7 separate regions of the Homo sapiens genome follow, and regions 1, 2, 4, 5, 6 and 7 are each linked to region 3. The links are chromatin loops, found by intact Hi-C in ENCODE. Cell type or tissue: heart left ventricle. All regions are shown on one strand. Region 1 overlaps NPAS3 (neuronal PAS domain protein 3). Region 2 has its middle 150 kb from the start of SPTSSA. Region 3 overlaps AKAP6 (A-kinase anchoring protein 6). Region 4 has its middle 140 kb from the start of SPTSSA. Region 5 overlaps AKAP6 (A-kinase anchoring protein 6). Region 6 has its middle 160 kb from the start of SPTSSA. Region 7 overlaps NPAS3 (neuronal PAS domain protein 3).

The links. Hi-C counts contacts between places; a loop is a spot of excess contacts. Peaks named below come from ENCODE experiments on the same cell type or tissue, not always from the same donor. Only the 100,000 strongest peaks of a DNase experiment are listed, where the experiment ranks them.
Region 1: a loop joins it to region 3, with 16 times the contacts of the local background. A loop is called at or near these places in 89 of 110 quality-filtered maps.
Region 2: it touches region 3 in a loop (3.0-fold over the local background); 43 of 110 quality-filtered maps call a loop at or near these places.
Region 4: it touches region 3 in a loop (6-fold over the local background); 37 of 110 quality-filtered maps call a loop at or near these places.
Region 5: a loop joins it to region 3, with 5 times the contacts of the local background. A loop is called at or near these places in 33 of 110 quality-filtered maps.
Region 6: a loop joins it to region 3, with 4 times the contacts of the local background. A loop is called at or near these places in 18 of 110 quality-filtered maps.
Region 7: a loop joins it to region 3, with 5 times the contacts of the local background. A loop is called at or near these places in 44 of 110 quality-filtered maps.

What each region holds. Positions count from the first base shown.
Region 1 is chr14:33,791,152-33,795,151 of GRCh38, reverse strand. It overlaps NPAS3 (neuronal PAS domain protein 3), which reads right to left. Exons shown (of 12, transcript NM_001164749.2): 10 at 1,108-1,255. Among named protein-coding and RNA genes, the nearest start is that of SNORA89, 84 kb to the right of the region's middle. In heart left ventricle, CTCF peaks have their summits at 2,088 and 2,287 (motif pointing right); a DNase peak (open chromatin) is centred at 2,271; H3K4me3 peaks cover 501 bases.
Region 2 is chr14:34,313,084-34,317,083 of GRCh38, reverse strand. No RefSeq gene overlaps it. Among named protein-coding and RNA genes, the nearest start is that of SPTSSA, 150 kb to the left of the region's middle. In heart left ventricle, no CTCF peak of the experiment used is centred here; no DNase peak of the experiment used is centred here.
Region 3 is chr14:32,574,151-32,578,150 of GRCh38, reverse strand. AKAP6 (A-kinase anchoring protein 6) reads right to left here. Exons shown (of 14, transcript NM_004274.5): 5 at 909-1,031. Among named protein-coding and RNA genes, the nearest start is that of AKAP6, 250 kb to the right of the region's middle. In heart left ventricle, a CTCF peak has its summit at 1,883 (motif pointing left); no DNase peak of the experiment used is centred here; H3K4me3 peaks cover 560 bases; H3K27ac peaks cover 531 bases.
Region 4 is chr14:34,321,137-34,325,136 of GRCh38, reverse strand. No RefSeq gene overlaps it. Among named protein-coding and RNA genes, the nearest start is that of SPTSSA, 140 kb to the left of the region's middle. In heart left ventricle, CTCF peaks have their summits at 603 (motif pointing right) and 1,984 (motif pointing right); a DNase peak (open chromatin) is centred at 1,996.
Region 5 is chr14:32,825,371-32,829,370 of GRCh38, reverse strand. The region is part of intron 13 of AKAP6 (A-kinase anchoring protein 6); the gene reads right to left. Among named protein-coding and RNA genes, the nearest start is that of NPAS3, 110 kb to the left of the region's middle. In heart left ventricle, a CTCF peak has its summit at 2,431; no DNase peak of the experiment used is centred here; H3K4me3 peaks cover 254 bases; H3K27ac peaks cover 636 bases.
Region 6 is chr14:34,299,392-34,303,391 of GRCh38, reverse strand. No RefSeq gene overlaps it. Among named protein-coding and RNA genes, the nearest start is that of SPTSSA, 160 kb to the left of the region's middle. In heart left ventricle, a CTCF peak has its summit at 2,053 (motif pointing right); no DNase peak of the experiment used is centred here.
Region 7 is chr14:33,430,585-33,434,584 of GRCh38, reverse strand. All of the region lies in intron 4 of NPAS3 (neuronal PAS domain protein 3), which reads right to left. Among named protein-coding and RNA genes, the nearest start is that of SNORA89, 280 kb to the left of the region's middle. In heart left ventricle, CTCF peaks have their summits at 1,770 and 1,980 (motif pointing right); no DNase peak of the experiment used is centred here.

The sequences.
Region 1 (4,000 bases), 1.2 Mb before region 3:
TTCATGCCTTCAAGTCATCACCAAAGTATGTGAACACACTCTGAAGGGCCAGTGTGCTGATGAGCCATGGTTGTTAGCTTCCCAGCTCCACTTGGCTGTCTCAAAGAAAAATGGGATTCAGGTACTCCCTGTCTAAATTATCAGCCAAAGGGCACCAACTTCCATTCCCAAGACCTATTGGAAATTTTCCTACTCAGACCACGTGTGGGCTCTGCTTGGTGGCTTTAGGCCAGGAGAAGCCAAAGACCAGAATGATGGGGGTGGGAGGGAGCCAGGCCAAGTGCAGGATTGGTGGAGAACTTCCCAGAAAGCCTGCCCCCAAACTCAAGATGGCCCAATCTGTGGGTCTTGGTTACTTTTCTGCTAGTTTGAATCCAAAGGCAGAATGTAGACTGGGAAGGGGAGAGAAATGGTGTCTCACACCAGAATTTAGGAAGCAGTTGAGCTTGGGCTCACTTGCAGATAGACTGTTAAGGACACATTTTAAGAGCAGTAAAGCTTGCCAAAGATCACAAAGCAGTGGGCCAAAAAAAAAAAAAAATTGCCTTCATTTTTTACACCGCTATTGTTTGATTCCGGCAAAGCAACTCACTTTGTTTACCGAAACTTTAATGCCCAGGAAGTCAAACCCTATGTAATATGCTAAGGGCATCAAAGGGAAGAAATATAAGAGGAATATAATGTTCCCTGCCACTTTTCTCCCGCTCTGTTTTACTTCATTTCCACAAGAACTGGAGTGTGTGAGTGTGTGTGTGCTGGGGAAGAGGAGATGCTTTTTGAATGCTTCAGCTGTAGGCTGAAGTCTGTATTATTCTGGCCTAAGCATTTGTGGGAAAACCAAAGCAACTTCTGCAGAGATGCCCAAATGTTGACAGACCAAGAATGATTGAAAATCTTGAAATCTTTCCTGCAAGTCCCTTCCAACATAGTTTGATCTTCTCACATTTATTTGAATCTTGTGGAAAGAACAGCAGAATTGCCATGAAATTCCACACCAGGTACTGTCAAAAGATAATATTCACAACATGTCGGCTATTAACCATAGCCATATTTTATATGGCATATTTTATAACCAGGACAGAAATAGAAAAGAAGTAGAAAATATACCTAAGAAGGTAATTCACCCAGATGATATTCTTTTCATTTGCATTCTTGGCATTAATAGCTATGGTGGCACTGGACTGTATCCAAATATATCCTCCGTTCTTCTGCATCCAGCGATAGTACTTTGTCACACACTGACCCTTATTCAGCACTGGCGAAAAAAAACAAAACAGAGGCATTGTATTAAGACTGGGATCAAATAACTTTTTTTTTTTTTTTATCTCTGCAAAACCTTAAGCCTAAAAATGGGAGGACCTACACCAAGCCAGGGTGACCCTCTGTATGCTTAATATAGAATGCCATTAGTAGGACAAATGAAATCAATTCAGTGGAGCGGCAGCTCTGGAGCCAGGGTTACTGGCATTTGTAGCAAGACTTTATTCCGTTTTGGGCAGCCATGGTGTGAAAAGAATAAAAGGACTACAAATCTCTTTGGCTCACAGAACACCTAATGCGGTGTGGATATTGTCAATGGATTTGACATCAGATGGTAAGAAAGGCAAATTTGTATGTGATTTATTCATAGCTTGGAGGTAGACCTCTTTGAGATTCTGGATATTTGAATGGTTCCAAAGATGCTTTACCCCTCGTCTTTGATCGTTTCTCCTCCGTGTGAGCAATCTCAACCCGCGTCCTTATATGTCTGTTCCTTTTGATCTTGTCTAACAGAATTTATAGTCCTCCGATGAACTAAATTTACACTGGTCAGTCGGGGGAGATTCTGGTGAGACTTCGCTGAATGTTGGAACAAAATAAATTCCCCAGTGGAGTCAGAGAGAAACACTGGCCTAAGGGAGGCACAGAATTGACTTGGCTGGAGCCAAACAGAGTGACAGCTCCACACAGACTCTGAAATATGGCCCCAAATGAAGGAGCAAGTAAAAACAATCAGTAATGTGAAACGGTGCCATTAAATACCCACTGAAAGAGAGCTTTAAAATGCAGATGTTAAAAATGATACTTGAACCAAAATCTCGCCAAGTTGAAATTGATTTGATTTGTATCTGGGTACTCCTGAGCTAGTAAAAGGGGAAAGCACAGTAAATCATCCCCTGAAATAAAGTGCTGTGGATGGGAATGGTTTAAAAGGGTGCCGGAAATGTGGAAAACCTGCTGTTATTACTTGGCTGCGGATCGCAGCAACTCGGCGCCCCGCGAAAGCTCACCGGCTGGCTGGCCACTAGAGGGCAGTGTGCACTCATCTACGTCGCCCACTTTTGGCATGTCCTTGCCTCCGTCTGCTGAAATGAAAAACCTCTAACTGCTGTAATAAATTTGGCTAAATTAGCTGCTAAATGGTTATCTCAAGTAATATGTATTTGCATTAATCATCTTGCTCTAAACCAGAACAAGCCAGAGTCCTAAAGACGTAGTAAATTCATATTGTCCATTTAATTACGGCTAATAAGTGCTTCATATACAACAGTTTCATGAAGTACATTTAGATTTTTTTTTTTTTTTTTTTTGGAGGGGGGTGGATGGGTGTGAAGGGAAGTCACTTTGGAAAAGGGCTGTGTTTAAGGCTGTGGAAGCTCTTCTCATCTTGTCCTGAGCCACTCTTCCTGGCTCTGAAAGTGCCACATCCATCTATTACATCCATAAACATATAAACTTGGAAGGTTTTCTTCCATTCTCCTTTTTTTTCTCACAGCACACTAACGGGACCGTTGTAAAATTTGGTAATTATGTCTTAACTGTTACTTGAAAAAGCCTCACTTTGATGAGTGTTTCAAATCATAACAAGTTTCATTCTGAAACTCCTCACCAGTTTAGGGTGTTTTGAAGGCCCGGAACTGTCACCTTCTCTTGGTGGCGTGGCTCCACAGGTTGCATTGTACTCTCCTTTTGTAGGCAATTGTAAGTTCTGCCATTCTGCATGCATGGCTTCCCAGGCTACAAAACTGCGTGGTGAAGCTGAAAGCAGTAAAATACTAACTCTGCCATACAGCTCTTCTGTCAAACCATTGTTGCATGCAACAAGATGTGCTTTTATTCAAATCCTCTCAACCTGGTTAACTATTAACAGAGGAACGATGGGTTATATAATTCTGTCCACTATTTTCACAGAGAAAACTTACAGCACCCCAATCAGTGGTTGGGGGTATAATTCTGTCTGCTTTGTGTCTGGAATGAGGAATAATTCCAAATGGTTCTAGTATGTTTAACAAAGGCAAAGAGACTAAGAAGCCCCTTTTTAGAATCACATGAAGAATACATTGAGATGGCAGGCCAGATCAGCACAGCCTGCCTGGGAGTTCTAGACTAGAATTTGACCAAAAGCAGGCAAAATTTTAAAAAGAATTATCTCCACTTTACAAAGTATACAAAAGGGGCAAAGGGATAAAGGAGTTATAATATCAAATTAGAATCTGCAGAATCAATGTAAAGATCACCCCCTCCTTCCTGATAATACTTTCTCTTAATAAAATCCCAATTTGGAAATAGACATCCAGCCAAACGTTTGGCCTCCCCAGTGGTCTGCACGTATGTGTAGCGAAGGGGGCTGAAAGGCTTCTTTGCTAAGGGACCGTATGGTGTCATCTTTTTGAATTACAGTAGGATGACTCTGGGTCTACCTAAATGGATCTGTGTTTCCTGAGAAGATAAATCCAGCACTCGTTTGTTAGGGCCCATGAATATAATAATACAGCTTTCTTTATCACCCAGGCCAAGGGTCAGCTAGCAAGAGAGGAGAGCTAAATATGAGAGGGGCAGGACAGGTGACTTCTGATGTGAGGAGGTATCTGTAAAAAGACTGAAGGGGAAGGGAATGGCTCACGGCTTCCTTGGGGAGTCGGGGAGCCACGTGATAGCCCTTGACTTCCTGTGGTGAATACCACAAAGCAGGTTCGGGAGCCCACCGTGGGCGGCTGAAGAGGACGAGTTTGACTGACCT
Region 2 (4,000 bases), 1.7 Mb before region 3:
CCCCAGATAATTTTTAAGATAAGTTATTTGTAGAGATGGGACTTCACTAGGTTGCTCAGGCTGGTCAGGCACTCCCTGGCACAAGCAATCCACCTGCCTTGGCCTCCCAGAGTGCTGGGATTACAGGCATGAGCCACTGCACCTGGCCAGAGTGTCTGATTTACTAAAATGGGATCTAACATATAACACAGACCAGCGTATGACCACATGTTAGAAATGACAATTGGACATATGATCGTGAAGTCACCGATCTTACTGTGTATTGCATAGTATACTAGTTGGCTGAACAACCTTGGAATAGCCTCTGGAAGGTATGGTCAAAGTGTCACCTTGAAGATGATAATCTGCAAGATTGGAACACTGTCCTTTAAGGTGTAGTGTTTCTTTTGAGTCAATGGCCATTATGTGGTTTTGTGTAGAATGAGTCTGGGTTCCAAGAGGTGGAGGAAGGGGTGGAAGAAGCTCACCATGAATCCCAGTGACCTGCGTGGGAAATTTGTGCTTCTTGTCCTGCAGTGTTGGGTCCTAGCATTCTAGAGGTTCTGCTTCCCAGAGGGGAATACATCAGGATTCTCAGAATCCTACTAAACCGAAAACTCTACCTTGTCATTTTATGCCTCTCATGACATGAGATCATCAGGCTAAGAAAGGAGTTATACTGGCAGGAGTAATTGGCCTTGATCATGAGGAGGTAGGGTTGCTTTCCCATAATGGGGTTAGGAAATAGTATGTTTAGAAGGAGATCCACTGGGATCTCTTGATGCTGTCATGTGACAAAGGAATTATAGCTGCTGTAGCCTGCCAAGGGCATGGAAACCAGGAGCTCAGGAGCCCTCAGAGTTGGAGGTCTAGGTCACTCACCAGGCAAGCAGCCTAGACCAGCAGTTGTGCTAGCCAAAGGGAGTTCCTGATACATATCAGGAACCACTGCAACAGTGAGAACTGTGGCTTTTTTGTGTGCATGTGTGGCAGGATCTTGCCCTGTGACCCAGGCTGGAGTGCAGTGGTGTGATTATAGTTCACTGTAGCCTCGACCTCCCAGGCTCAAGCCATCCTCTTGCCTCAGCCTCTCAAGTAGCTGGGACTACAGGCATGTACCACCATACCCAGCTAATTTTAGAAATTTTTTGTAGAGATAGAGTTTCCCTATGTTGCTCATGCGGTCTCGAATCCCTGGCCTCAAGCAGTCCTGCCTTGGTGTCTCAAAGTGCTGGGATTACAGGCATGAACCACTGCACCTGGCCTGTAGCTTGTTTTACTAACTTCCTTTTGTAAAAAGGATCATACTAATAGGATCAAACTTAATCATAAGAATAATCATAATTTATAGATTTTATATATTCTTGGCGCTGTTTTAGGTACTTCACATTTGTAAATTCAATTCTCACACAACCCTATGAAGTCATTAGTATTATTATGATAACTTTATAGATGAAGAAATGGAGACCTAAGCTGAAGTCACTAAGTGATCAAGAGTTCAGAGGAGGATATGGATTGTGGGATAACATTTGAATTGGCTTTTGATCCTTTGCTTTAAGGCGGGAAGGATGAATAGCAGATTCAGTGGATGCATAGAGGGGAGGTATTCCAGGTGGAGGACATGGAATAAACAGATGCACACAAGGACCAAATAGAGATACAGGCTTGGTGAGCGACAGCTACATGAGTTTGCCAGAGCACAGGACTGATGATAGCAAGAAATGGGAGGTAAATTTTAAAAAGTATATCTGGGCCGGGCATGGTAGGTGGCTCACACCTGTAATCCCAGCACTTTGGGAGGCCAAGGTGGGTGGATCACTTGAGTTCAGGAGTTTGAGACCAGCGTGGCCAAGATAGTGAAACCCCATCTTTACTAAAAATACAAAAATCAGCCAGACACGGTGTTGCGTGCTTGTAATCCCAGTTACTTGGGAGGCTGAGGCATGAGAATCGCTTGAACCCGGGAGGTGGAGGTTGCAGTGAGCCGAGATCGTGCCACGGCACTCCATCCTGGGCTACAAAGTGAGACTCTGTCTCAAAAAAAAAAAAAAAAAAAAAAAGTATATCTGGGCCCTGCTAGGTAGAGTTCTGAAGGCAAGTTAAAAACTTTGAATTGTGTTTTTGGCAATAATGGAGATTGAAGGGTTTTTAAGGGCAGATGTGGCATGATCAAAGGAGCTCTCTAGAAAAGTAGTTTCTAAATGTTGGATGGTAAGTAGATGCCAGTTTGGCTGCCTAAAATTTGCGTGGGGATGTTTTAATAACACGATTCCTGCGACGCACTTGGGGATTCACCAAACATATATCTCTATTGATTGTCTTTTCTCTTTTTCCTTGTCCCTGACTGTCAGGTTTCTTTTCCTCTTTAAAATGGAGGCCCCCTTTCTTGCTCCCTCATATTTATTTGTGACAACAGTTAATTGTGACTTCTGGTTTACATACCTATTATGTCTGAGGTTACTCAACTCAGTTCTCAAATGTTTGGTGACTTCTAAGTTTTTCCATGTTGGAGGTCTTGCTAATAAGACTCATGAAGAATTCACTCTTCTCTTTGGAGTCCCTAAATAAATTAAATCCTTTGGGTAATTTTTTTTTTGAGACCGGGTCTTGCTCTGTCCCCCTGGCTGGACTGCAGCAGCACAATCATAGCTCACTGCAGCCTCAACTTCCCAGGCTCAAACAATTCTCCTGCCTCAGCCTCCTGAGTAGATGGGACTACAGGCATGTACCACCATGCCCAGCTAATTTTAAAGTTTCTTGAAGAGACAGGGTTTCTCCACATTGCCTAGGCTGGTCTTCAACTCCTGGGCTCAAGCAATCTGCCTGCCCACCTTGGCCCTCAAAAGTGCGGGGATCACAGGCATGAGCCATTGTGCTCAGCCTCATGATAATTTTTGAGGGACAGTTTTCCAATTTTTCTTTTGTCTTCACTTTTCCAAGCTAAATAGTGTCTGTCCTTTTAATCGTTCCAATTGGGTCATGGTGTCAGACCTTCAATATTGTGTCAGGTTCTAGTATACTTGTGATCTTCTTAGATGCTGGCGCCCAGGATGGCATACAGTGCACTAGATATGATTATGATCCATATAAACTAGAGTGGGACCATCCCCCCCAGCACCACCTGCCACTGGACACTAGATCTCAGCTCAGGGTCAGTAAGAGCTCAGTGGCCCTAGCCCTCTGCTGTTCCTTGTAAAGCTTGTGGCCACTAAAGCTTCTAAGCCTTTTCCCTTCTTGCTCCTCGTCATACCTCTTTCATCAGTTGCACATGTGGTTGATTCCTAGAGAGTTATTGAGGAACTGAACTCATGACTTTAGCTGATTGATGATCCCATCCAGCTTTCTTGTGATGGGTAATTTAGTGTAATATTGGCACAGTTGTGATTCCATCTACTTTTCTTGTTCTTTTCTTTTTTTGAATGACATAAACCAGTATTTGCTTTTATTATTATTGTCTTATGTTCTAGGTCTGGTTATAGCCCTTATTTTTTTCATAAAACTAAAAGTTAAACTTCTTTGTATGTTTTACCATCAGTCACGAAGAATAAGAACTTTCAAAACAGAGTTTTGTTTTGTCCTTTAACTGGTGCATATGGTCACTGATTTTTTTTAGATGAGTGAACATGGAAAAGAAAATTGATACCTAGGAGACAGATAACATGTGATGATGTATTTTTTTAATAATCAAGGTATAATTCATATATCATAAAATCTATACATTTTAAAGTATATAGTTCAGTGATACCGTTTCCTCTATTGTTTCCTCTACCTCTGAGAGATCATATTGTCAGCTTTTAGAATACTAAGTTGTGAAAGCATCATCACTATCTAATTCCAGAACATTTTTATTATTGCCAAAGAAACCCCATACCAGCTAACACAGCTAATAGCCGCTCCTCATTTCCTACCCCGCCAGCTCCATTTAGACTCTGTCTTCCTGCCATTCTCTATGTGTGGACACTTGAGCCTTCCATCTTGGAGCTGACTGGCACACTTTTTTTCCTTTACATCGTAAACTGTA
Region 3 (4,000 bases):
ACAGGTAGGACTCCCACATAATGTTTATTCAATCCAAATTCTGAGTGTGTAAGAGGGGCAGAAAATCAACCCCACAGTTGAGTACCCAAGGATTCATGTTCATTGCCTTTGTCAATTTTATGCTATCAGTGAAAGGAATAAAGATGAGATCCTTACAGCTTGAATTTTCATTTCCTATGACACGTGCTTTTTCTTCATGCTTTATCACACTCCACTACTTAGTTTCCACCCCTTCATAATTGATATCGGCCATTTGAAGCATTCAGTAAAAACCCCACGAGGTTCATCGAATGTCCCCCAGTCTATAATTCTTGCTTTTAACATTCAGAAGCAAATTCATCTGAGTGTTTTCCACTTCCCCTCCATGGTTTTCTCTATGCACAGGGATGAGTGTAATGACAGTTGTATTAATTATATGCTGAAAAACCCACATAGCAGCAAAAATGATGGAGATCATCATTTTAAATATTTTATTAAAATAACCCAGTGTAGAACAGATAATGTAGACCCTCTTGATAATGAGAGGTTCATTAATTTTACAAGAATTCTAGAAAGCTTAGAATGGTCATCAAAATCATCTCTTTCATTTATTTGTTTTTAAGAAAGGGAAAACCTTCAGTTGCTGCTTTAGAGAACAAGGGTCTAATAAAATTTTCTAAGGTATTTTTAAATAATTACTTATCCTTCCAGGAAAAGCTTTGAAAAGGTAGCTTGAAACAGAGATGATTTAGGTTTCATAGTATTACTTGAAATGCCTGTAAATTTTCATCTTCTGTGACCCATTAAAATTTGGTTTCATTGACATATAGTAACCTTTGATAAATAAAATTGATATTTCTCATAAACAAACAAGCAGTACATTAAAATCCTTTGATTATTGACAGCAAGAACAACACAATCTTGCCTACCAAGTGTGTCTCCAGATACAGTTTAAGGTCATCCATCTCTGCTTTAGGGGGAGTCCAATTTTCTGTAGTTTCCATGGCTTCATTTAACCATTGAATGAATTCATCCAGTTTGTTTACAAACCCCTTGTGAAAGGAAAGAAAAGGGGAAAAAAAGGGGCAAGAAAGGCATGTTAGTTGGTTATTCTGTAAAAAGCCAATATTAAAAGTTCCAAATTTTATCCATGATCAAATCGATCCCACCGCACTCCTATCCTAGTTTCATCTTTGCTGTAATGGAATTTCCACTATTCCTGGACCTGAACTCTTACCAAAATGGGAAAGAAACTGTCAATGCTTCCCTCTCAGTTTTTCTCTAGAATCACTTTTCTGAGGAATTTGGATTGGATTGTGGGGTGTCACTGTATGGGTGACCTCAAAACATCAAAACATTTCTGGTGTCTGACAAGCATCCCCCTGCCAAAAAATCAGGTCAGGTCTGCTAGGAACACTCGTTGGCTTTGGGGGATTGCCAAATCCTTTACAGGGATTGGCATTCCTGTAAAGATGTTGTTCTTCACCCAGAAGCCTGTGGAGTTTAGTTGCCATAGCTGAACTAGAAATATATTTCAAAATTACATAAGTATTTACAGGTCCTTGGACGAGTTCTGTCCACAGCCCAAATGTCTGTGTCTGAGCCTGTGTGCTACAAAGGAAGGAAGCGTAGAAAGTGGGACCAATGAACAAACATAAATACTTGACTTCGGGTATGTACAGACATAAAGATATATTCTTGGCTAGGAAGCACAAATCACAATAACCTTGCAATTTTTCAAATAGTGGTTATAAAATTTTATTGGCCATTTAGAAGTATACATCTGTAGAAACAGAAAATATTTTGAAAATATGAAAGCCCAACTGCAAACCTAAGTGAAAGAAATGGGGCTGGGCTCCTGCTTTCCGTGTCTGGGTAAACAGCACCACCTGGAGGTCATAAGGAGCAAGGGCAGGCTTCCACACATAACTAGGAATGGGTTGAGATGCCGTTTCCCTATTAAACTTAACCCATTCTTCAGATGTGCCTTTCAAATAATCTTGATTAATATTTTTAATGCTTAACTGAGGATGTCCTGACACTGAAGTGGAAAGAGGTAAAAGTAAATATTTTTTATAATGTTTATCACAAGCTAGGTTTTGCCATTAGGGTTTTTCCTAGATAATATTTTAAGATTCATAAACCTTTAATTCAAGCAATTAGATTACCTCAAAAAAAATCATGAGAAAAAGAGAAAATGGAATTGTGGAGAGTGGTAAGTAAAAAAACAAATAACACTCAGGAACACAAATTGTTTATTAGAGGGGGACAAAGCAGAGATGTGGGCACAGAGTCCCATAGAGTCAGATCATACCATACTGCCATGCTCTGGTGTGTTGCCAACCTGTTTAGATAGAGCTCAGTCTATCATCCCACATAGTGGTACATCATATGGTTTCCCATATTCATACATGTTTCCAAAAGCTTTTCCTATTGAAAATCTCTCTATTGTACCAAGTCTCCAAGGAGAGTCACACCCAGGGATACATATCACAACCAGATTTCACAAATGCAAGATTTCTCATTTATATTCTTTCAAAAATCTATCCCAATTGGTTAGATTTGATAAAACTAATGAGAAATATCATCTTAGAGACATCATAATCACAAACTGAGACCTACACAATTGCAATTGGCTGAGCTGGGAACTATATGGTAGTTTAACATTCCTCCAGTCCTAGACTCCAACCCTAAACTGATTGACAACATCATTGAGGTTTCTGTTGGTCATCACTCAGAAGATTTTCTTCCAGGTGAGGTGAAAATATGTCCAACAGAGAAGGTTTCAGAAATTTCATACAATGTATTCCCTTACTAAGTGAATTTTCTGGTGATCTACCAAACTCAGCCTTTTTTTCTAATTTTCTCATATTGCAACTCTTTCCAAATGCCAAGAATCCATGCAAGATCATTCATTTTGCCCCTTCTCCTATCTTCAGGGTATCAGTTTGTCTGTTCTTTCGCCTTTCCTGCATTTGCATAAATTTGAGAGTTGCTTTGCTTTTCATTTCCTCCCAAATACTTGACTCTTTTAATATCGAAGTTACACTTACTCAAGCTCAGTCTTCTCAGTAGAGTGTCCCATGTGTTCAAAATGTTATTTCCTAAACTCCTTTATCTGGTAGACTACCTAGGGATCAGAATATTTCACAGGTTCATATCTGACTTGATGTTTACCATAGATCCCTTCAGATGTGTACAGTAAATCTGTGAGCAGAAATAAGGGCAGAGTCTGTTAGAACTCCAGTCCTAATTCTCGATACTCTCATAATTAAAATTTTCGTGAAAACTTAAGAGACCCTTTGCTGACCAGATGGACTTACAGAAGTATTGTCTGTCATCTGTGGATGCTAGTCAGAAAAGCAGAATTTAGATGGTTTATAAATGGGAGATGAAAATAGTACTTTATACTTCTTGCAGCATTAAACAGTTTTTACTATTGTATTTAGAATTGTGTTGTTATATCTGTACATATAAATTGGTTTGGGGAGAAAATTAAGTCAGAAAGTATATTATTTAGGGAACAAGTGGTTAAATCCAAGAAGATAAATAGTGAAAGACGTTATTTGAAATGTAACTAGTTAAAAAACCATGCACTATCTTCTCCCCTTCAAAAACAAACACAAATAACCTGTGTGTGTATGTCAGTGCATGGTTGCTTCATCATAAAAGTTAGTCTTAGCCAAAAAGCACTAAACAATGTGTCAGGTTTCCTAACAGAACCATGATTACATAGTTAGCTGAAATCTGTGAGATGCAGATTAGACAAAACCCATTGGTCCTGGGTGAACATTTCCGGATGGCACCTCTGTGTATCCCAGCCAGATAGCAAAACAAGGCTGTCTGATATAGGGGAAACAGGAGTCCTCTCAAGGATTCTCTCTGGGTTTCTTCTGAGTTATATCCCACCCTCACAACTTTTTATTTGTTGCACATTTCCTATCTCTTTTCTTGCCAATACTAAAAAGTTTCATCACTCACAATAGAAACCTGAGATATCCCAGTGTTCCGAACTTATAAT
Region 4 (4,000 bases), 1.7 Mb before region 3:
AGTAATCCGAGATCACGCCACTGCACTCCAGTCTGGGTGACAGAGCAAGACTCTGTCTCAAAAAAAAAAAAGGAAAAAAAGAAAGGGAGTTGCATATTCCCTATGTATCCTCTCTCTGGAGGTAGTGCAAAGCATGTGGGTTTTGGAGTCAGGCCTGACTCCGTTGTGTAACCTAAGGGTAAGATTTTGGCCTCTCTGAAAGCTCAGTTTCTCATCTGTAAAATGGGGATAATAATACCAGCCTCATAAGGCAGATGTGGTGATTAAGTGAAAAAATGAATGTAAAATGCTTAGAGCAGTGCCTGGCATGAAGCAGGTGCTTACTTTGCTCCTTGTCCTCCCAAGCCTCCAGTGGGAACTTCTGCTTTCGGAACAGTGCCACATTCTCTCTGGAAAACAAGCTATGTTATTTGTTAAGCTGCTCCAATGGCTCAGTCAATAGACTAAGAGTTATAGTCCCCAGAGTCAAACGACCTATTGTTATTAAATTGCCTTGGCCCTGCTAGTTTTGGGAGTTGTCATCTTGCACTGTTGATTTACAGTTTTCTTCCAACCCTTCTCTTGTAAATGTTGTTACTAGTTCAGGGCACTAGATGGCGCCATTTTACTAGGTATCGATAACTTTCAAAAACGGACCCCTCTGTCCTGCACTTTAAAAAAAAAAAAAAAAAGAAAAAGAATTTATATCGCATGCATCAGTATAGCCATATATTCCAGCACATCAAAGAAATACCTTTACATTTTGGTGTTTCTTTCATTTATAATAGGGAGAGTGTAATGCTGAGAAATCACCCAGAGGTGCACACGATTTAGTTCCATGGTTTAGTAGAGCAAGAAAACTATGGAGTAGACTCACAGGGAAGCCACAAATTTAATGGAAACTGGAAAATGAAGTGAATGAGGTAAAGTCAAATAAAAGTGGATTACTTGGTGTTTAAAGAATGGATAGGTAGGCTGGGGCACGGTGGCTCACGCCTGTAATCCCAGCACTTTGGGAGGCCGAGGCGGGCGGATCACCTGAAGTCAGGAGTTCGAGACCAGCCTGGCCAACATGGTGAAACCCTGTATCTACCAAAAATACAAAAATTAGCCGGGCGTAGGGGCACGGGCCTGTAATCCCAGCTACTCGGGAGGCTGAGACAGGAGTACTGCTTGAACCCGAGAGGCGGAGGTTGCGGTGAGCCGAGATCACGCCACTGCACTGCAGCCTGGGCGACAGAGGGAGATTCCGTCTCAAAAAAAAAAAAAAAAAAAAAAGAAAAAAAAAGGATAGGTAATGCCATGGTAAGCTCTAACAATGGAAGGATTTCTAGGGAAGATGATAAGCCGCTGTTAATCTCCACCACAAGGAAGAATAGAACAAGAAGAAATGGACTTATATGACTACATGAGAGACGTAAGTTAACTACAAGGAAGAATTTCTGGAGCCAAGGCAGTGTAATGTCACAACCAGGAAAATTATCAAATTTTTCTTTATTAATGTTAAAAACAAAGTAGACAAGAACTTGACATGTACAGGTTGGTTTATTTGCCATTCTACTAGAAGACGGAGGAAGGTTCTCTCCTTTATCATGATGCTTATTTGAAGCCTGGCATGACACAGGGTAGGACAATAGTCTTGTGTCCCAATCGTGCAGGCTGGGACTCGATATGAGCTAACAGGATTAGCAGTGTTTTGAAAAGTATCCCATTATTATGTGTCTGTATATCGGTATTATATTAGAGATCTATAGGAGTTGCTGGCATTTTTTTTCTTGGTTTCTAAAATACTTATATAAGGGTTGGGCTAGAGGGAGGAAAACGATCACAGGCGAAGAGAAAATCAAAGATCTCTTCATTGGCACTGTTTTTTGAACCTCTGTCTTGTTACTTATTATATGATCGCTCAGACTGTGGTTTGGTTTTGTTTATTGGCTATTCCTTATTGATACCTGTAATAGCTTGTAGATGAATATGGAGATTACATAGTTGTGATTATACACCAAGTCCACAAGGGGGCGCCAAACTCGACCTTCTCCCCAGAGTCACCCAACAGTACATATGGTGTCTATCCTGGTCGGTCTCCTTTCTTCCTCTCCTGCCCCATGGTACCATCAGTCCTCCTCCCGAGGTCCCATCTTCGTCCTGGGAGAATGCTTCATGTATGCCTTTTCAGGTTCTTCAGATCCTCATAGCAAATAATAAATAAGACAATAAAACTTTCCATTGCTCACAGTGACTGCCCCTCACTGCTTAACTTAGCTGCGCTATTCTAACAATACTACATCTTTCCAGGCTGGGCCTCACGTGGCTCATGCCTGTAATCCCAGAACTTTCGGAGGCTGAAGTGAAAGGATCCCTTAAGGCTAGGAGTTCAAGACCAGCCTGGGCAGCATAGCAAAAACTCGTCTCTACAGAAAATAAAAAAAAATTAGCCAGGCACAGTGGCATGTGCCTGTAATCCCAGCTACTTGGGAGGCTAAGGCTGAGGCAGGAGAATCGCTTGACCCCAGGAGTTCAAGGCTGCAGCGAGCTATGATTGCACCACTGCACTCCAGCCTGGGTGACAGAGTGAGACCCCATCTCTTAAAAAAAAAAATACTATATCTTTCCTAAGGTCATCTGCCAGGAAGGGGAGAGGTGAAGAAATAAAGATGGTGATGGAGGATTGGGATGAGGTGGAGAAAATTTAGTCCAGCCAGATTTTTCCTTTACTGATTATAAATGCATTGCGTGTTAACTGTAGAAAATTTGGAAACAGATATAGAATAGGACAAAAAGCAAAATTATTTATACTTCTGCTACTTCTAGATAACTACAGTTAATATTTTAAAACATTGTATTCTATGTAGCCATAGGAATTTGGAGAAACTGAAGCAACTGTTTGTAGAGAGCTGATCTGAAAAGTTATCCAGGGGCTAAAAAAGCAAGCATGATCTGTGGATCAGTGGGTAGAGAAAATCTGTTCTCAGAGAGAAAAGTGAGGCAGGGATCTAGAAAGAAAAGCAAATGAAGGTCTCTTGATCTCAGAGAGCAATAGAAAAAGTAAGAGTGGCTTTCTGGATATGAATAACTATTACGTATAAATTAAAAAAAAGAATGGCTTCCTGGGTCTTCTGTGCTTCTCCTTTTCCCAGTTCCCAGGATTAGGAGTTTTGAGCCATGACAGTACCGCTCTTAGGTCCTGTGAGCAGTTTCTCAGTAGCCTTTCAATAGTTCAAACAAGTAGGTTTTCTTTTCTTTTTTTTTTTTTTTTGAGGTGGAGTCTTGCTCTGTCGCCCAGGCTGGAGTGCAGTGGCGCATCTCGGCTCACTGCAAGCTCCGCCCCCTGGGTTCACGCCATTCTCCTGCCTCAGCCTCCCGAGTAGCTGGGACTACAGGCGCCCGCCACCACGCCCGGCTGATTTTTTGTATTTTCATAGAGACGGGGTTTCACCGTGTTAGCCAGGATGGGTTTTCTTTTCTTGAAATCAAAGACCTCTGACTAGAATAGCCACATGAAGTAATAGGAGCTTTATTATTACTGCTATTGACAACCTTATGGAAAGTGCCTTTTTCATTCCATCATTCACTGGAAAGCACAATACTGATGCTCTGCCCAGGGCCTTTTTTTACTATTCCCTTTAACCAGAGATTCAGTATGCTTTCACTTCCAACAGCCCATACCTACAACCCTTCTTTTTTTTTTGAGGTCTGCCCACCTACTGGAACCCACCTTACATGCACGCATAAAGAGCACCTGCCTGGAAATTTGTGCCCCACTGAGGGGACCACTAACCAATGACTGGTTATGGGAATATAAAGCCCTAGCCCCCTTTCCCTGGGTTGGAACAACTCTGAAGCCTAACTTACTTCCAGAGTTCTGCAGGATCATGCTGAAGCTACCAGCTGTGGACTTTGAGACTGAACTTGCAGTAGGCAGCGTCTAAGGTGGTCCCCAACGATCCCCGCCTCCTTATATTCATACTCTTGTGTAATTCCCTCTCCTTGAGTGTGGGATAGACAGGGTGACTTGCTTTTG
Region 5 (4,000 bases), 250 kb before region 3:
GAACAATTCCACTATTGTATAGTGGTGAAATATTCACAACATTGTGATTATCCTAAGTGTTTCAGCCTATAAAAAGATACAACTGGGGCTTCTAGCTCAAATAGTAATGCATTTCATTTAAGGTACATACAGCATTGTGGAAACGAGATGGATTCAATTATATTTGTACATCTCATGGCTATGATATAAATTTCTTCCAAACTTGATCCATTCTGCCTGTTTCTAAATGGCTAAAAGCAACTGGTCAAATGTGAGGAACACCTAAATACCAAGTTTAGGCAATGCAGGATGCAACTATTGTAAGTCCCCCTGACCAGCTCTCAAAGAAAGCAGGCTTTTGCTTGTCTGGGCTTAAACTGAGTTCTGATTTCTCATATCAGGTTGTTTTACTGTCCTTCAAGAACGAATATGCTCTTTGTCTTGCTCTCTGTTTTTCTACAATCTTTCAACTTAAGAGCCAGAAAAACCTTAACAAAAAGTGGTTTGGCTGGAGCCATGGGGAGTTGGAGAAAGAAGAAAAATTAGATAAAGAACTGGGGGAGACAGACAGAAACAGATGGGATGAAATTTGGTATAGTAAAATAATGCAGTAACACAAGAAAGCCCAGTGCATTGTTCAAATGCTGAGGACATGACTCATTTGAAATCTGGCCACAGAATAGGGATTCCCTAGGTGAGGCAAATCTGGTCTTACTAAATGCTGGCATTTAAATTCTCTCTAGGTAATCAATTCTTTCAACTTGGCCCACTTGGAAATGGGCAGGCCAATTGGCTGAGGCACAGATCTGGGGTGTGAGAGTGTGTGTGTGTGTGTGTGTGTGTGTGTGTGTGTGTGTGTGTGAGAGAGAGAGAGAGAGAGAGAGATAGATGATAGGTGATGCCCAGTAACATCCTTGTCATTTAGCATAGCAGGGCTAGTTATTCAGAAGTGCCAGATAATTTAAAGACACTTCACATCCAGCAAAACATTGGTTTATTAAAGTGATTTTAAAGGTAAGTTTGATAAGATTATACCTGTATTGTCTAGTGCAAAATTCATACACAATCACCAAAGGTAGTTTCTTAAACCTAGTTGACCAGCTTTGGAAAATATTAAGCACCTAATGTCAATCCAATTAACAGAATGGGAATTGTGCTGTGTGCATGAGAAATGTTTGCTCTTACAGCTTTCTCAGTTTGTAAAATCTGAGCAGCAGCATTTAAAACTCTTTATGTGCGTACTTGAGCATGCACAAATACAAGTAATTGCCTAAAATCTAAAATCTACTGGCCACCAACTATCACATTTACAGACCAATAAAGTAGAAAAGGCAATAAAGCTAAAAAGTTCTAAAGGAAATATATGCACTGTAAGTAAATACAGCTCCTCAACCCACCCCCCAAAACACCACACTCATACACATACACATAGTAAAACAAAACCCCAAATCACTAGAGCAGACCAAAAGGAAAAGAAAAAGCACACACTGGCCGCATATGATGAGTTAAATTTTTATACCACGGGATTTATCCAGCCTGAAGTTTAGGGTTAAACCATTCATCAAAGATCAGAGGCTTATGATGAGGATTATGAAGAAATAACTGTCAGAATACAGCAAAAAGATTAGCGCAAAGTACATCTCTGAGGCAGGTCCTAGGAGGCACTCCAGACATACATTATGTGCTTCCTCCAAATTAGGCAGAAAGATCTGGATCTATCCAGTTACCTTTCCTTTGATGTGATTTGCTGTAACTGACCCCTCTATTTTTATAGAAACATGACACAAAAATGAAAATAGTGAAAAGCACAGCAGTATGCCTGGAAATCAGTGCAAATGCATACTGTTAGATCATGTTAAAACTTCTCAAGCAGTTTCAGTGGGTTTTTAATTAGAACACAGTAAATAAAAAACATTTGAAAATCTGGAAAACATTTTTGTTACTGTTGCAGACTCTATCTGCTATTCTAAGTTATATCTCTTCTGGGTGGCATTATAATCATTTCATCATCTGAAAACTTAGTTCTGGAAAAAAAAAAAAACCAAGCAAATGGAATTTGGTGAATTTTACTGTCCTGATAAAAAGAGCATCACCACTGATGGTTTTCAAATGTCTTTAAAAAGCACAGCTTTTTCTTTTTCTTTTTCTGAACTTGTAGTAAGAACAATGACAACAATTAAGCTCTTGTAGACATGAAACCTCATATTTATCAAACAATTTTTACTATGTATTCTTGACATTAAATACTGAAGGCATGTCAACATTTTGAGATTAAATAATTTGTCCTGGTTGATAGTATTTTAACAATATGTGACTATTTATACCCAGTTATCCAATGCTAACGTCTGGTAAAAATTTCAGGCATCCAGATGTTTTGTCCACATGATACTGAAAAAAATCCTGAATAGGACCAGTAAATATGGCTATTTAAATGGCTCTAGGCCTATAACAAGTCACTTGGGGGCGATGTGAGTTCTGCAGAAGTAAAATCTGGCTGTTTCTCCCTTTGCCCGAGATAAGGCCAGGCATCACCGGGGCTTAACAAAAAATACTGCTGACTGGCAGACGGGCTGGCTGCTAGTTTGACATTGTCCCTGCTTGTAAAATGTGAGGGTTACACAGATCCACCAGCACATTCACTTCCTCCAAGTCTAAAGATGGAGCTGCTCATCATTTACATTTCATTTCAATTCTACGTCTATGTAAGAGAGAGAAGAAATTCCCAGAGGATCAAAAAAGGGAGAGTGCTTCGCAAAGGCTTCTCCAGTGCCAGAGCTTCTGGAGCTCCAGATCTCAGCATGACTGGTGACTTGAGGGTCACAGTCACATGATGTCATGCTCAGAGTGGTGTTGCTTTCAAGCCTTTATCCCCTTTCAGAAAACAAAATCAGCCAGGCTCTACCAGCCCTTCTGCGGAGGTTGGCAGAGCCAGCAGTACAATCGGTTCTAATAGGACTTGTTTTGAAGCAGCTTATGGAATTGCAGTTACTCTCCCTTAATGGTCAGTTTTACTGCATACTGATGGAGAATGTGATTATAGGGTGGACATGTTTCACAGAAAATACATTTCTCTCTCTCCTACTTTTGTTCTCACTTGCAGCCAATTGTAAATAGAGTCTGAAACACAGAAAATTAGTTGAGCTATATTAGTAAGTGGGATGCCTTTCTTCAATTTTGCATACTGAGTTTATTTTTAGGGTATATATGGTATAGATGCCCCCCCTTAGTCCCCATTTCTAGCAGCTCTACACAGAATCACACATTTTAATAAGCTTAGGGCACAGGTGTTGCAGGAAAAAAAAATAATGATGTTTGCCATTCATCTTTCAAATTAAATAATGTGTTTTTAAATAGTAACTTTTTTCATAATACATTATGGGAACAACATTTATCTGTCACATTTTAAAAGATGTATTTGTAATAAATGTAAATTACTTTTAGAAAATCAGTAATTAGGCTCATCAAAAAATAAACAATCTGCCACAAAAAAGATAATCTTTAGCATAGTTAAGTATAATAACTGTTATTTGAATAAGTTAACAAATTAGGGTAGATTGCTTCTGTAATTCATTTCCTATAGCACGAGTTTAGGTGACGGCATTAAGCTTCTGGAGTGGGGGGTGGAGGTGGCATTAGGCATCTCATACTTGGGTGAAATATGACTCTCACATTTGAAAGCTCAAATTTTCTTTAAACTTGATTGAGAAAGCATATTCATCACTGGGGCTTAGAAATGGGAAATAACAGAATCTTTGTGTCACTTTTAGAGACATATCATCATCTTGGAATTATCGATCAATAGCTGTCTTATTAAATGTGAAGAGTGGAATGACTTTCTTAAAAAATTTGATGGAAATCAGCCTGTCACCTTCAGGCAAAATTCAAAAATTCTGTTTTTATCAAAACGCCATTAACTTGTCATGTATTCTCTCTGCATTTGCTTTCTGAGCCTGTTCTCAATCTGTATGTGGATAAATAAGAGCCTCTTCTTTAACATCAACTTTCCCCTCCTGTTTGAATC
Region 6 (4,000 bases), 1.7 Mb before region 3:
AGACTCTGTCTCAAAAAAAAAAGCTAACTAGGCCAACTAGGCTCACTCACCAAGTGATTGTCTCCCAAACACTGGTGTTATGGTGTTCAACATTCAAATTTGAGTCTCAGCAAAAGACAAATTGCTATAGGTCATGGGTCTTTGGTACCACTGTGAATGCTAAATCCATGAATACCAGAGGTTTGGTAAACTCTGTGGTCCCTCAGCTTCTTCATGGTGTTGGGTCTTTAGAGAGGCTCGGCATATGATTTATTGATTCATGATGGGGGATAATTAGGTAGGAAGAATTAGAGTAGACAGACAGAGTAGTTAGAAAGACAGACTGTTCAGGGCCCTTATAGCCACCTGCATCCAAATGAAACTATATTCTGGGTTGGAGCACAACTTGATCCTCTCTGTGAGAAAGCAGCACATGGCCTTCTCTAAAGATTTTATGAATGGGAGTGAGAAATGGAGGAGAGCCAAAGATAGCAGCTGGGCTATTCTCTTGGACCATGCAACATAAAAAATCTTTTATGGAATAGGTTCTACGTTTGTCTGGCACAGTGCAGGAAGGGTAAATGTTCTCTTGCGGCATTCTCCACCCCCTCCCCCATGCCTGCTCTCCTTTGTGATCCCTGGGAGAGAGCACTTCTCCAAGCACAAGCCGAGGAGTAAATGGTGCAGGCAGAGTAAAAGAATCCTCCCCTGCCCCGCAAGCCCCGCTGGAGGCTGCCGGCCCAGACAGGGCAGGACACAAGGCAGTTGCACAGAGAATAAAGGTGTGTGCATGTGGCTCAGGGATCTGAACAAAGCTCCAGTGGTGACAAGCGTCCCAGGAAACCAGACTGAGAGCTGGTCACAGGCCTACAGTGTATGCCAAAGTGTACCAAATCTGTGGCAGGAGAATATGTGTGGTCGCATGGAAGCAAAGCTCAGATGATCCAGTTAAGTAGTCATCCATGGGAAGGCCGGGTAAGAGCAGCGCAAGCCATGGACCATTGGAGTTCTGCGGGTCGGAAACAGGCAACATCAGGAATTAGGGAAGCTGCCCTGCTATGAGGCCAGGTGGTTTTGTTTAAAATTTTTTTTTTTTTTTTTAATAGAGACAGGGTCTCACTGTATTGCCCAGGCTGGTTTTGAACTCCTGGGCTGAAGCAGTCCTCCTGCCTCAGCCTCCCAAAAGTGCTGGGATTACAAGCGTGAGCCACTGCACCCAGCCTAAATTAAAACAAAAACAAAAGCTAAATCCACTAGCAGAGTCGGAGGAATTGGTTCTGAGATTTTTTGGTTGAGAGGACCTCCCACCCACCGCCCGCCGAATACCTTGAGAACCAATTTGTGTTACGAAGCCCAAATGGCTCATTTCTAGGTTCCTTACTAATGTAATCCTATGTAACCCTATACCCTTTTCCTGACCCTCAGCCACTTTTCTTCCTGGCTGAGGGCTGACCTATCACCTTTGGAAGAGAACACAGGCAAAGGAGGAACGGCAGAGGGGGCTAGGGGTGGGGCTGGGGCTGGGATGGCTGGTACACACACCATCTCAGGGTGGCTGGTGGCTGTGTGGGTGTGGGGTGCGCTCTGACCCTCGCCTGCAGGCCGCTTTTTCATAGCATTGCCATCTATGCCTTTGAAGCAGAAAAGAAATCCCACTTTCCTCTGAGGCCCCTTTTGTAATATGGCTTTCCTCTGGCTGGTTGGATTAGTTAAAATTTCATCAGCTTCCCTTAAAAAAATTTCATCTCATGAAAAGTGAGGATATCTCTTGAAGATGTTCTCCACCTTCAAGAAATAAAGAATCTGATGTGCTCTTATTCTAGAAACTTAGTATCTCTTGTAAGCTTAAACAAGTCAGATGGTGTGCTTTAGAACTATATAGATGTATTTGTGGTTGTTCAATGGTTGTATTAAAAGAAAAAAATGAGATTCCCACTCCCTTCTCCACCATCCCAATGTTTTGTGTTCTTCGGGGTGTGAGAGTGGGCAGGTGTTCAGACCCTGGCAAAAAAAGACCACACATCCTGAAAACCAACTCAAAATAATAGCAGCCAGCATGAGATGATAAGATCAAAGCAGTAGGGGGCAGTATGACACAATTGAACAGAGGTTGCTAGTCTAATAAAACATCAGAAACAAGGCTCTTTGAGACAACAAAGGCAAAAATTGTGCTAAGAGCTGTAAATCTTGCATGCTAAATTCTGGTGCAAGAGACAGTCATGGTGTATCATAATTAAACATGCTACTAAAACATAAATTTCTTACTGATAACTTCCTCTTAGTGGCCTTGTTTCCCAAGGAGTGAAACAGAGCTGGTCACCCATTAGCATTAATTGGAAAGATTTCTGGTGTCTTCAGCACAGATTTGCCTTTTGTGTACTGGAAACGACAAAGGAAAAATAAATCACCATTGTCATAGCCATCAGTGTTCCCTAATCATCTTTATGAGTATGAGGCTGTGTTAGTGCTGAAGGACGGGGTTTGTTGGTTGACTCCAGCATCCTCCAAACTTGCAGGCAGTGGGTGGAGAAGAAGGACCATTTATAGGTACTGTATTGGTTTCTTTGGGCTGCTATAACAGAGTACTACAAACAGAGAGGCCTTAAACCACATAAACTTATTCTCTCACTTTAGGAGGCTAGAAGTCCAAAATCAAGGTGCTGGTAGGGTTGTGCCTCCTCCAAGTCCTGTGGGGGTGATACTTGGTTGCCTCTTCTTGGCTCCTGGTGGTGGCCGTAGATCCTTGGTGTTCCTTGGCTTGTGACAGCATAACTCTAATCTCTTCCTCTGTCTTCACATGGTGTTCTCACTGTGTCTCTGTCTTTACATGGCTGTCTTCTTATGAGGACATCAGCTGTGTTGGATTAGGGGCCCACCCTAATCCAGTATGACCTCATCTTAACTAATTATAAGGATCCCATTTCCAAATAATGTCACCGATATGGTTTGGCTCTGTGTCCCCACCCAAATCTCATCTTATAACTCCCATAATTCCCGTGTGTTGTGGGAGGGACCCAGTGGGAGATGATTGAATCATGGGGGCAGGTCTTTCCCATGCTGTTCTCATGATAGTAAGTCTCATGAGTTCTGATGGTTATTATAAGGGGAGTTTTCCTACACAAGCTCTCTTCTCTTGTCTGCTGCCATATGAGATGTGCCTTTCACCTTCCGCCATGATTGTGAGGTCTCTCCAGCCACATGAAAGTGTAAGTCCAATAAACCTCTTGCTTTTGTGAATTTCCCAGTCTCAGGTATGTCTTTATCAGCAGCTTGAAAATGGACTAATATAGTCACCTTGCGGGGTACTGGGGATTAGTCTTTTTTTTTTTGAGACAGAATCTTGTTCTGTTGCCCAGGCTGGAGTGCAGTGGCATGATCTCGACTCACTGCAACCTCTGCCTCCTGAGTTCAAGTGATTCTCCTGCCTCAGCCTCCCAAGTAGCTGAGATTACAGGCAGCCACCACCACCACAGCCGGCTAATTTTTGAATTTTTAGTAGAGATGGAGTTTCACCATGTTGGCCAGGCTAGTCTTGAACTCCTGACCTCAAGTGATCCTCCCACCTAGGCTTTCCAAAATGCTGGAATTATGGGTGTGAGCCAGCTCACCGGGCCAAGGCTTTCGATATATCTTTTTTTGGGGGGGGACATAATTTATCCCAACAGGTCATAGATATTTTTGAGTTGTTTGGATTCTGCCACCTGATCTGACCTGTTACCATATCATAGCATCTCTCAAACAGGGCCAGTCAATTCTGGCTGCCTACCAGCCTACTGTATCTTCCTATAGACTATTTGCTAAACAGTTACCTGAGTAATCCTTTTAAAATGCAAATTGATCAACACAAGCTCCTGCTTAAAACCCTCCAGTGGCTTCCTATCCCTCTTAGAATTCCCAGGCTTAAGTGATTTGGCCCCTGGTGTTTCTCTGATCTTTCCTTTTTTTTTGGACACAGGGTCTCGCTTTGTCACCCAGGCTGGAGTGCAGTGGCATGAACATGGCTCACTTCAGTACAGCTTTG
Region 7 (4,000 bases), 860 kb before region 3:
TTCTCAGTCTATGCCATTTGTCATTCTATTTCATTGTTAACTATGGATTTTTTTTTTTTTGAGATGGGGTCTTGCTGTCACCCAGGCTGGGGTGCAGTGGTGTGATCTCGGCTCACTGCAACCTCCACTTCCTGGGTTCAAGTGATCCTCCCACCTCAGCCTCCCAAGCAGCTGGACCTACAGGTGTGCACCACCATGCCTGACTAATGTTTGTATTTTTTGTAGAGATGGGGTCTCACCATATTGCCCAGGCTGGTCTCAAATTCCTAGGCTCAAGTAATCTGCCTGCCTTGGCCTCCCAAAGTGCTGGGATTACAGGTGTGAGCCACCACACCTGGCCAACTACAGAAATTTGATTACTGTGTTTGTTTGTTTATTTATTTATTTATTTAGAGACGGAGTTTTGCTCTTGCTGCCCAGGCTGGAGTAAAATGGCACAATCTTGGCTCACTGCAACCTCCGCCTCCTGGGTTCAAGCGGTTCTGCTGCCTCAGCCTCCTGAGTCACTGGGATTACAGGCGCCTGCCACCACGCCCAGCTAATTTTTGTTATTTTTAGTAAAGACGGGGTTTCACCTTGTTAGCCAGGCTGGTCTCGAACTCCTGACCTCAGGTGATCCGCCCACCTCGGCCTCCTAAAGTGTTGGGATTACAGGCGTGAGCCACCATGCCCGGCCTAGTATGTTTTATTAAACTGTTCTGAAACAATCATTTATATTCATTTTGAAAATAATTTTTAAAAAGATGTCTACAGTGACCGAAACTTTCATGGCTCACATTGGTTATGCTGTTTTACAGAAAAGGCTGTTTTCAGGCTTTTGACCTAGAGTTAGGGCTTAACTCCAAAGTCTGAAAGATGAGCTATTGCCTAAAACAATTATCACACTACTTATGACTTCTGTTTCATAATACTTAGTGTGCTACATATAAATGAAGTCCAAGAGTACAAGGCCCTATCTTGGCTGCTGCTTGCTAAGAAAAGCAATATAAGTCTGCCCTGAGAAACAAAGTAGTTGCCTCCAAATGTATGGAGAACATTCCAGCAGCCCATTTCAAAGTTACCTGGTCACGTGCTAGCCACTTGACATATGTCATTATGCCATTTCTCATTACCACAACTTTCTGAGACTGTTTCTGGAGATGAGGTTAAATAATTCAGGGTCAGAAAGGCAGGATTTGGACTCAGTCTCTGTAAGTTCAAAGACTGCGTTTGCTTTATGATGCTGTGTGGTTTCCCTATACCATCTTGTTTCCCAGGCTAAATGTACATGGGACTATAATTTCAAGTCGTTATTTATCATTGCCTTGAATAACAGCAGCTTTAAAAATATAATTGATAATAATATGAGCCTACTGACAAGCTACTCAGAAAAACATACCATTTCTATAACCTCATGGTCCACGATTTTTGGGTTGTGTTTATTTGTTCCTGCCTCATTTTATCACAGCAATTTTCTGACATTTGCAAGTTTCTTAAAATGTAGTTAATACTAACCATACATCCTCACAACTTGATGACATTGAACAAATAAACATTAAAAATCCCTTTGCATTTGAACGTATGGTAAAAGCAAAGATTTCTATATTTACATATGTAATATAGACAAGTAAAATCAATGACATGGAATACCTATGTAATAAAGTAATTGCTTTAGAAATGTGTGTGATAATTGCATATCAGCTGAATAATTCATTACTAAAATTATTGGTAATGAATGTTCATTTAGTACGATTATCTCATGTGTGGGAATATGCTGATGTACAGTGATTTACAGTAAACTTTAAGGATGAACATTTTATTTTTAGACAACTGCTTGTTCATTAAATATGAAAAAGTGATGACAAAACAGGTTTCAGTGATGCATTCAATTTGCAACGATAGAGTTTCAATCATAAATGGCTTTTGGGTTATATTAACTATAGCCTATAAATCATATATAAATATATGCGTGCATGTGATATCACACAGAGCTGTCCAGCAGAGGGCTCCTTTGAAACAGAACATGAGAAATGAGGCCACTGTTCAAAGTGGAGTCAACATGGTACTTTTAATAAATTATATTGAGGTTTAGCAAAGATTTATTCCAAACCAGCCAATGGTTTTACAAACCATTTTCCTAGAGATTGTAATTTCATGTATTTACAAGTGAATGAGATTTTCATAATACTTGTCCTATGAAAATATAAAGTGATTAAGGCCAGATATTCTTATGAAATGCAAGCAAAACCAACTAATAAGTCCTCACAAGCTGTGTAAATAGATGTGCATTTAATTACACTTACATAGCAACACAAACCAAATGCACAGGAACATTTTACTAAAGGGAAACCAATTTTTTCCCAAAGGAATATATTGTTAAGCAATGACTGTACAAACTCGCTCCTTTTATTAGAAACTACAGTTGACAATGAAAGATTGCTCCCTTCTGCCCAGTGGAGGGGTGGTGAGAGCTCTGTGGAATTTTTTCCTTTATAAATGATTTAGATGTACCTATACAAGAAAAGTACTTTTCTCTTTATATACTGATTCTCATTTCTATTAATGTTTTTAAGAAATAACTATGTATTCTCAAACATAAAATGATATGACACATTATATGCCATATTATATATGAGTAATACTAAAAATGCTATAGTTGATCAGACTAATACCTTTCACATGGACTTCTGAGTGACATCATTTTTGAAAAATGGGAAGGCTAGGCTGTGTAACAATTCAGAAAATCATATTTTTTTAATAGAGTAAGTAATAGGTGGGGTTAGGAGAGGGGACCCACAGAGATTATCATGTTCTTAATTTGGGAGTTCTCAACAGCTTCTAAAATATAAAAAAAGAATCATCAAAATTGACTCTTCATTCAGGTCAACCTTACAGTTCACATTCAATTTTAATAAATGGATACATCATTTCACTTGATGAGAAAAGGTGAACTCTAGATCCCTAAAGAAGATATTGACATTTATAAAACAAAGGCGAGAGATAACAAATATTTAAAATAGCAATCTAAAATCCTTCATAATCACTAAGATGGATTTTGTTCTATGTCATGCAGCCATAAAGTCAACACTCTAGAATCAGGATACATGAATCACATTGTTCTAGAATCGACAGCAATTCCAATATTCAAATAGCATGAAATAAAACAAAGAATGTTTAATGGCCTTTAAGTGAACAAAAGCAATATATAAATTTTTTATGTTTAAGTAATTCTTATAATAAACAACTTATATGAATACATGTAGACCTTTTGCCAAATCAGAGCTACCTCCTGGTATTCAGTGACACTAAAGACCAGGAAAAGTTAATACATGTATTTAACTAGTGAGATGTTAACATGAGAGGCTGGAAAAGCCAGATGTGGTAGAACTTGTATAGTAACAAATCAAAAATCATGTTGATGTGAGTACTTATTATCTCAAACATGGAAAAGTAATCAACCAACACGGTATCATCTCAGAAAATAGCACCACTCTAATGGAACCCAGAAAAACAATCACATTATATAATTTTGCATTTCCCACGTGCATTTTAAATGCCATTATTTTTCCTCTTTTGATCTTTCCTTTGTATTTGTAAAAGGAGCTTTCATCTTCGGATATGTATGTGAGGATATGCACTGGAGTCTGCATGCTTCCATGTTTATGATGCCAACAGCCAGACAGACTTTGGCAAATGACACTGACTGTACCAAGACAGTTGCATCTGACTGCTTAAACCCCTCAGCTTCTCTGGGCAGTTCAGGAGCCCCTGCTGTGATGTTTTGTTTGCACACGTGCACAGATAAAGGCCACCACTCCTCTCATTAAACAAGAAGACATGCGGGAAAATTAATAATTTAATTTGCAGGGAGAAGATAGATGTGGAAATCAAATGTGCATCTACAACCTTCCCTGGGCACTCACGTTAGTGTCTGAGGAGATCTGATGCCAGTTCTGTTGCCTGGCTTATGTCTCTAGAATAATATCAAAGTGTCAGCAAAATCAGTGCTTTCAAACTGCTG